Linked DNA regions of Homo sapiens: region 2 is linked to region 1. Evidence: read pairs that join two places in POLR2A ChIA-PET (ENCODE). Cell type or tissue: K562. All regions are shown on one strand. Each heading gives the region's core, and the rest is flanking DNA. Links, peaks and the distances in the headings are about the cores only.

Region 1 (4,393 bases), core at 226-4,225:
TGTACATTAAAACTACATTCAAGACAGATGAGGCCAGGTGCGGTGGCTCACGTCTGTAATCCCAGCACTTTGGGAGGCCGAGGCGGGCAGATCATGAGGTTAGGAGATCCAGACCATTCTGGCTAACACGGTGAAACCCCATCTCTACTAAAAATTAAAAAATTAGCCGGGCGTGGTGGCGGGTGCCTGTAGTCCCAGCTACTCTGGAGGCTGAAACAGGAGAATGGCGTGAACCCGGGAGGCGGAGCTTGCAGTGAGCCGAGATTGTGCCACTGCACTCCATCCTGGGCGACAGAGTGAGACTCCGTCTCAAAAAAGAAAAAAAAAAAAAGACAGATGAAAGAAAGAAAGAAGGAAAGAAGGAAAAAGAAGGAAAGAAGGAAAGCCATGGATATATATAACATGTTTCTTTCAACGATCTCGAAATGCTTCCATCTGTATGATTTCATTTTCCCCAATGGCTTCCTGGACAAGTATTACTGTTCCCTTTATTTAATGGGTGTAGGGAGACCAAGTTACTTAGTCCGAAGTGCTATTGCTGGTCAGTGGGTGATACGATTAAACACCCACCAGATGACACAGATTCCTTGTTTAAAAACACTTGTCTTTTCATGATGTTTCTAAGACATCAAAATCCTGCCATGACCTCTCTTCCCCCTCTTTTCACTACACTCCCTCAGCACTCCCATAGGGCCCAGGGAAGAGTATACTAGGGTGATTCGGAGACTCTCTGATATTAAAAAGATTCTCAGCTTAAATCCAATATAGCACAGTCACGGGTTGTGTGGGTTTTCTTTTTTATTTTTTCTTCTCCATATTGCTTTAAATAAAAATCTTGGAGCCACCAGCCATGTAATGATGGATTATTTTAAGTAACAACTGGAGTGGGGGGCGCAGAATAAATTAGAAACACAGACCCTTCCTCCTCAGTTTGGCAGGAGGAGGCTTCTGCTGCTGGGATTTGAAACCGTGGGTTTCTCTGCCGCCTGCACAGAGGAAGGAGGCCACATGCTCAGGAGGGTGAGAAATAATGTTATCCTCTTCTTCAGTGTCTTCTCATTAGAGGCAGCCATCTGCTGAATTATGCAGCGCGCTCTCAGCCGGCCCTTCCACTCACTTAAAGGTGACCAGGGAAAAGATCTGCAGGCCTTCTCAGCGAGAGGCCTCAGGGCTCAGGTTTCCCCTGCCATGGCCCTCTCTGACCCGGAATGAAGGCCCTGGGGTAACGGGGCAGAACTCTGTTTTCCTGGCCCTGATGAGGTGTGAGGTCGTGTTCGGTTTCCTTTCACATTGGAGGCCCCCAGCTCTGAACACTGGCGCTGAGGCAGGAACTGGGTTTTTTTCAGATCCCCATTAAACAAGACCAGATGGAGGCAGAGGCAAATTCAGGCTCCCCAGAGGGCAGTTGGGCATTCACCCAGAGGCCTGTGGGTAAACCTTTTCTTTTTTAGCAGATTGGAGGTAACAATAGCCAGAACACCTAGAAAACTCTCTTTCAATTGTCTGGCTTCCAGGGAATCTGGCTGGCTTTTGTGGGAAAGTTTCACTCACCCTGAGCAAGGGTCACCCCTGGCCTGAGGTGGGGATATTTGACCTAGACTTAGGCTTGTGTTAGTCTTGGGGTTCTTCAGCAGAACTGGGCAGCTGGCCAGGCTGAGACTTAGGCCGCAGTCAAAAGAGAGGGAAACAGGAGGAAAAAGTGGGGAAGTGAGTAGAGAGCAGGAACACACAATGAGTGCCTTCCACCGCATTGACTGCTTCAGTTGCCTTCTGTGGGCCAGAACCACCTTGGGGAGCTCACGGGTTTCCAGATTCGGTTCCTTGACCCTTCTGCCCCTGACCAGCATCAAGCCAGAAGCTCAATGTCCCGGAATTTTACCAGTCTAAAGAAACACATGTGCCACTTGAGTCAGCTTTTCCATTTGAGAGTGGCCGTTGGCTCGACAGGGGCCTGGATCCTAGCACTATTCTCTGTCACTAAATCAGTCTGTGACGTGAGCCAAGTCACTTCCTCTCTGTGAGTCTCTGTTTCCCCTTTTGTGAAACGAAAGGGCTGGATTAGGTGATCTTTAAGGGCGTTTCCAGCTCTAACATTGTATGGTGCTTATGTTTCCTTTTTCTCCAGCCTCATTTCTTTTAGGTCCTTGCCTGCGTCTGCTTCCGAATGAGGTGGCAGAATTGAACCCCACCCCTTCCCTGCTTTGACCCCTTGAGCTGGGTGGGGAGAGAGTCGTAGGGAAGGTCGATCTATGCTTTTAGCTCAGCAGGCTCTCGGTAAGTGGAACAGAAACAACCCTTCAGATATTGCCTGTCCATGTAGGTGTAGATAGCTATTGTCTTCCTATAAAGGTACATGACAGCTGAATGTTTGTCTATTGAATCCTGCTTTCAATGCAGTAGAAGAGCCGGCTACTTAATGGAATCCTGCTGTGAATCCTTTTATAGAATGAAAAGCCACTCTGGAATTTATCTTGTGTATTAAAATCAGTTTCATCTATTGGATTTGCCAAAAATGGGCCTCCTCCTCTGTCTGGTAAGGATAGTCTGTCTTGTGCTTCTTCAGCACAACTGCTCCCCAACTGAAGGGCATTTCTGAGGCCCCTTGGGGGTGCTGCCAGCTTTTGCAGGCCTTATTTCTCCTTAGAACAGCCCCCACATTTCTCTTTCCCAGGATAGGGCATTGCTACTACTCAGTTTCCTCTTAGCCTGGCTTAATTAGCATGAGGGACATTCTGATATTTGATGTGTTGGATGCATTTGAGAATTGTTTTTAAAACCTGTGGGAACTTGGCTGTGTGCGGGGGCTCACACCTGTAATCCCAGCACTTTAGGAGACTGAGGCGGGCGGATCACCTGAGGTTAGGAGTTCGAGACCAGCCTGGCCAATATGGCAAAACCCCGTCTCTTCTAAAAATACAAACATTAGCTGGATGTGGTGGTGGGCGCCTGTAATCCCAGCTACTCGGGAGGCTGAGGTAGGAGAATCACTTGAACCCTGGAGACGGAGGTTGCAATGAGCTGAGATCGTGCCACCGCACTCCAGCCTGAGAGAGACAGAGTGAGACTCCATCTCAGAAAAAAAAAAAAAAAAAAAAAACCTCTGGGAACTTATCAGTGCTTTTGTGGTTCTTATGACATAATACAGCGGCATCCTTGGCAGCATTGGAGGCAGCAGAGGAAGCTATCAGCTACCTGATTGTTTCATCAAGACTTTTTGCTACATGTTTCAGGATATATGATTTGACTTCTGGTTCACATGAATCATTATAATAAGAAATTATACTGTATGACAATAAGTTATATATATAATATGTAATAATAAGTTATAATAAGGGGGCTGGGCACAGTGGCTCACGCCTATATTCCCAGAACTTTGGGAGGCCGAGGCGAGTGGATCACCTGAAGTCAGGAGTTCTAGACCAGCCTGGCCAACATGGTGAAACCCCATCTCTACTAAACTAAAAATACAAAAATTAGCTGGGTGTGGTGGTACACACCTGTAATCCCAGCTACTCAGGAAGCTGAGGCAGGAGAATCGCTTGAAACCAGGAGGGAGAGGTTGCAGTGAGCTGAGATCGCGCCACTGCACTCCAGCCTGGTTGACAGAGTGAGACACTGTCTCAAAAAAAAAAAAAAAAAGAAGTTATAATAAGGAGACTAATAGGGTTTTATTGTATTTCTGGTAAAATAAATGTTTTATATACAATAAAACTGCCTGAAAGCTAAATGCTCTGATGACCCAAATTGTCAGGCACCTTTTTGGTTGTAGTTCAATATTTTTCTAAAATACCTGAGGCCACTTTCCTACCCAGGAAAGTATCATCATAGAATCTTTTTTAAAAAAGTAACATTTTCCCTGTTTATAAAAGTAAAATATGCCTATTGTAGAACATTTGGAAAACCCAGAAAAGCAACATCACCTACAACCTCTCTACCCAAAAGAAATCACTGACATTATTTTGGCATGTGTTCTTCTAATCTTTTAAAAAATGTGTATTTTCCCCCATCATTGGGATGACCCTGTGTATACAGGTTGGTTTTCCTGTTGTTGTTTGCCTTTGGTGAGCATTTCCTTTTGTCATTAAATATTCTTAGAAAACATTTTTCTCAGCTGCTTAATATTCCATCATGTATCACTGAACCGATGATTCATAGTCTTGGAGATTTGCACGGTCTTTCAGACATCAGTGTTCAGGGCTGAGAGTGGAAATGGAGAAAAGGGAGGTGTGAGAGCTTGGGCCCACCAGTAGGTGACTGAAGAGAGTCCGGTTTCAGTGTTTCTTTTCTTTCCTAGCATTTTTGTTGTTGTTGTTTGTTTGTTTGTTTTGAGACAGAGTCTCCCTCTGTTGCCCAGACTGGAGTGCAGTTGTGCGATCTCAGCTCATTGCAACCT
Region 2 (4,393 bases), core at 73-4,072, 120 kb after region 1:
CCTGCCTCAACCTCCCTAGTAGCTGGGATTACAGGCATGTGCCACCACGCCCGGCTAATTTTGTATTTTTAGTAGAGATGGGGTTTCACCATGTTGGCCAGACTGGTCTTGAACTCCTGACCTCAAGTGATCCACCCACCTAGGCCTCCCAAAGTGCTGGGATTACAGGCATGAGCCACCACGGCCGGCCTACCACCTCCACTTCTAACACTGTAGTCCAAGCTACTACCATCTTTCACCTGGATTGGCACAATAGTCTCTTGCTCTCGTTGCTTCCACTCTTTTCCACATAGTAGCCAGAGTCCTGTTCAAAACCAATGGTTTCATATAACACTGAGAATAAAACCAAAGTCCATCCATACCAAGACCCTTGATCAGGCCTGTGGCTACCTCTCAGGCTTCATTCCCTAACAGTCTTCCTCTTGCTCATCGCACTTCAGCCACAGTGGCCTTTTTGCTTTTTCTCCATCATGTCAAAAGTGTTCCTGCCCCCCAGTGCCTTTTTAATTGGTATTTCTTCTGCCCCAAAAACTTTTCCCTCAATCCCTCCCTTACTTCATTCAGGTCTCTGCTAAAATGTAATTTCCTTAGAGAACCCTTCCCTGATTACCTTATCTAAAACAGCATCCCTGTCACTTTGTCCTCTTACCCTGCTTAATATTTAGCACTTATCATTACCCAAAATCATATTATAATTATTTTAAAATATGTTGCCTCTTCCACTAGAATGTAAGCTTCATCAGGGCCGGAACTTTTTTTTTTTTTTTTTGAAACAGTGTCTAGCTCTTGTAGCCCAGGCTGGAGTGCAATGGTGCGATCTCACCTCACTGCAACCTCTGCCTCCCAGGTTCAAGTGATTCTCTTGAGTAGCTGGGATTACAGGCACCTGCCACCATGTCTGGCTAATTTTTTTTTTTTTTTTTGAGACGGAGTTTCGCTCTTGTTGCCCAGGCTGGAGTGCAGTGGCACCATCTCGGCTCACTGCACCCTCCGTCTCCTGGGTTCAAGCGATTCTCCTGCCTCAGCCTCCCGAGTAGCTGGGATTACAGGCATGCACCACCATGCTCAGCTAATTTTGTATTTTTTTAGTAGAGACAGGGTTTCTCCATGTTGGTCAGGCCGGTCTCAAACTCCCGACCTCAGGTGATCCGCCAGCCTCGGCCTCCCAAAGTGCTGGGATTACAGACGTGAGCAACCGCACCCGGTTAATTTTTGTATTTTTAGGAGAGACGGGGTTTCACCATGTTGGCCAGGCTGGTCTCGAACTCCTGACCTCAGGTGATCCACCTGTCTTGGCTTCCCAAAGTGCTGGGATTACAGGCGTGAGCCACCGTGCCCGGCCAGGGCGGAGACTTTATCTGCTTTGTTGTTTGCTGAATCTTTAGCACAGTGTTAGAACAGTGCCTGCTACCTAGAGGGCCCTCACGTATTTATCGAAGAAATTAATTCTTGGTAAGGAGGTGTGGTGGAAACAGCATGTGCTTTTGAATCACTTAGAGTTGGGTCTGAATTCTTGTTCTGCTTCTTATTAGATGCATGGTATATCTCTTACCCTTTTTAACCTCAGTTCCTTCATCTTTAAAATAGGAACAACAAATCTTTACTTTAACCATTCATTGTGAAGAGTAAATGAGCTGACATGTAAACTGCCTAGTGTTCTCTAACTCCTCTCTTCACCTCCTCTATTCATCTTGAATTACTCTGACCACTTGACTTTCTCTGTGATCCTTTAGGTGCTTAATTTGCATTATATAAATTTTCTTTTTTTTTCTTTTTTTTTTCTTTTGAGAGACGGAGTTTTCCTCTGTTGCTCAGGCAGGAGTGCAGTGGTGTGATCCCAGCTCACTGCAACCCTCTGCCTCCTGGGTTCAAGCGATTCTCCTGCCTCAGCTTCCCAACTAGCTGGGACTACAGGTGTGTGCCACCACGCCCTGCTAATGTTTGTATGTTTTAGTAGAGACGGTTTCGCTATATGTTGGCCAGGCTGGTCTCGAACTTCTGACCTCAGGTGATCCACCTGCCACCTCAGCCTCCCAAAGTGCTGGATTACAAGCGTGAGCCACCGCACCTGGCCCATTATATCAATTTTCAATCTGCTTTACAACTGTACCTAATTTGTTTACTGTGTTTTCATTGTTTTCAGATTAAAATTCCTCCAACTAGGATGGATCATTTGCATACTATATAATCACCCTCTCTCTTCCTTTTTTTTTGTTTTTTGACGGAGTCTCGCTCTGTTGCCCAGGCTGAAGTGCAGTGGCACAATATTGGCTCACTGCAACCTCCACCTCCTGGGTTCAAGCAATTCTCTCGCCTCAGCCTCCCAAGTAGCTGGGCCAGGCTGGTCTTGAACTACTGACCTCAGGTGATCTGCTCGTCTTGACCTCCCAAAGTGCTGGGATTACAGGCATGAGCCACCTCGCCTGGCCTCTTTTTTTTTTTTTTTTGTAAAACAGAGACAGGGTCTTGCTGTGTTGCCCAGGCAGGAGTACAGTGGCTATTCACAGGCACAATCATGGAACACTACAGCATTGCACTCCTGGTCTCAAGCAATCGCCCTGCCTCATTCTTCTGAGTAGCTGGGACTATAGGTGCATGCCACCACGCCCAGCCTCTCTCCTTTTCTTAGCACATACCCACTTTTCCCAGTGCTTCCTTGTAGGCATTCCAGTATGCTTGATTGTGTCTCCTGATTCTAATGCATTATAACACAAACCAAGTGTACTATGATCACAGAAATACTTACAGAAACCTGAATTGCAGTATTGGGAAGGACTTTTGAGATAATATCATCTAACTCATCTTTCAAATGAGGCAAAAGTCTCCAAAGGAGGAAGTGATTTGCCAAAGATCACCAGGGTAGTAAGAGAGCTGGGTCCAAATACCAAGGTCTCCTGATAGCAAGTCATTTTTAGTTGGAACATTCAATAATAGGTTTCAATAAGCATAGTAATTGTAGTAGAAAATTCTAGTGCTAGGGATCCCACTCAAAACTTCTCAGGATATTTTGCAGTGACTCATTTGCTATATTTTGCCATGACTCTAGTGACCAAATCTCTCCATTCCTTCAGACTGCCAGTTAGAGAAATTGCCCATGAGGCCCCGGGACCGGTCCCGTGTGATTGATGCTGCCAAACATGCCCATAAGTTTTGTAACACAGAAGATGAGGAGACTATGTATCTGCGGAGGTAAGAGGTTGATGCTCCCTGTTTAGGATTTCCCTATTGTGTTGGAGTCTGTTTCTGAATAATATAAATATCACATCTATTGTTGAACAGGTCAGTTGGTCCCAATACTTTGACATTTGTGGTGGTTTTCTAACTTCTGTTAATGTAGTAATATCTTTATTGTGCTTTGTTGAAATGGTGCTCACATGTGATTCCATTGCTTTTTTTTTTTAATTGAGATGGAGTCTCACTCACTCTGTTGCTCAGGCTGGAGTGCAGTGGTGTGACCTCGGCTTACCGCAACCTCCACCTCCCAGATTCAAGCAACTCTCTTGCCTCAGCCTCCCCAGTAGCTGGGATGACAGGCGTGCGCCACCACGCCCAGCTAATTTTTGTATTTTTAGTAGAGACGCAGTTTCACCATGTCGGCCAGGCTGGTCTTGAACTCCTGGCCTCAAGTGATTCTCCCTCCTTGGCCTCCCAAAGTGCTGGGATTACAGGCATAAGCCACTGTGCCCGGCCCCTCCATTGCCATTTGATAGCCGTAGTTTGTTTACAATTTACAGGTTTGAATGAGTTCATTCAACCTGTAATCTTGTGGAGCATACCGTGTGCCAGGCACTGAGCTAGGTACTGGATCTGTGAAGATGAATAAGGTATGATTTTTACCATTAAAGAGCTCATGACTTTGAGGGAATGACTCCTATTGTGATAGGAAAAAATACTGGTCTTCTGAACGAAAGGAAAAACAGGTGGGAGTGGGTCATTTGTCCTGAATGGTGGCCAGGAAAGGCTTCAAAAGATGATGGCATTTGTGTTTAGCCTGAACTAGGATTTCACCAAGTAGATGAAGGGAATGAAGAGCATTCCAGGTGGAAGGAATATGGAAGCATTAAAAGCATCAAACATGGTGTGCTTTAGAAACCTGAATTGTCGTTTGTGACTGGAGCACAGGTTACTTTACAGGAACGGCATCATGCATACTAGGGTGAGGACAGAGTAAAGTGCTGAAGTGGACAAGTTTGGCCTTAATCTGTAGGCAATGAAGAGCCATCTCCGTTTTTTTTTTTTTGACGGAGTTTCGCTCTTGTTGCCCAGGCTGGAGTGCAATGGTGTGATCTTGGCTCACTGCAACCTCCGCCTCCCAGGTTCAAGCGATTCTCCTGCCTCAGCGTCCTGAGTAGCTGGGATTTCAGGCACCTGCCACCACGCCTGGCTAATTTTT

The links. ChIA-PET counts read pairs that join two places held together with the same protein. Peaks named below come from ENCODE experiments on the same cell type or tissue, not always from the same donor. Only the 100,000 strongest peaks of a DNase experiment are listed, where the experiment ranks them.
Region 2: POLR2A ChIA-PET joins it to region 1 with 5 read pairs; 18 of 35 experiments call an interaction of 5 or more read pairs at or near these places.

Annotation. Positions count from the first base shown.
Region 1 is chrX:119,683,187-119,687,579 of GRCh38, reverse strand. All of the region lies in intron 1 of SEPTIN6 (septin 6), which reads left to right. Among named protein-coding and RNA genes, the nearest start is that of SEPTIN6, 7.8 kb to the left of the region's middle. RefSeq lists enhancers at 1,330-1,379, 1,410-1,459, 1,730-1,959. In K562, for the core only: no CTCF peak of the experiment used is centred there; a DNase peak (open chromatin) is centred at 2,199; H3K4me3 peaks cover 884 bases.
Region 2 is chrX:119,559,064-119,563,456 of GRCh38, reverse strand. It overlaps STEEP1 (STING1 ER exit protein 1), which reads left to right. Exons shown (of 7, transcript NM_022101.4): 2 at 3,072-3,189. Among named protein-coding and RNA genes, the nearest start is that of STEEP1, 4.1 kb to the left of the region's middle. In K562, for the core only: no CTCF peak of the experiment used is centred there; no DNase peak of the experiment used is centred there.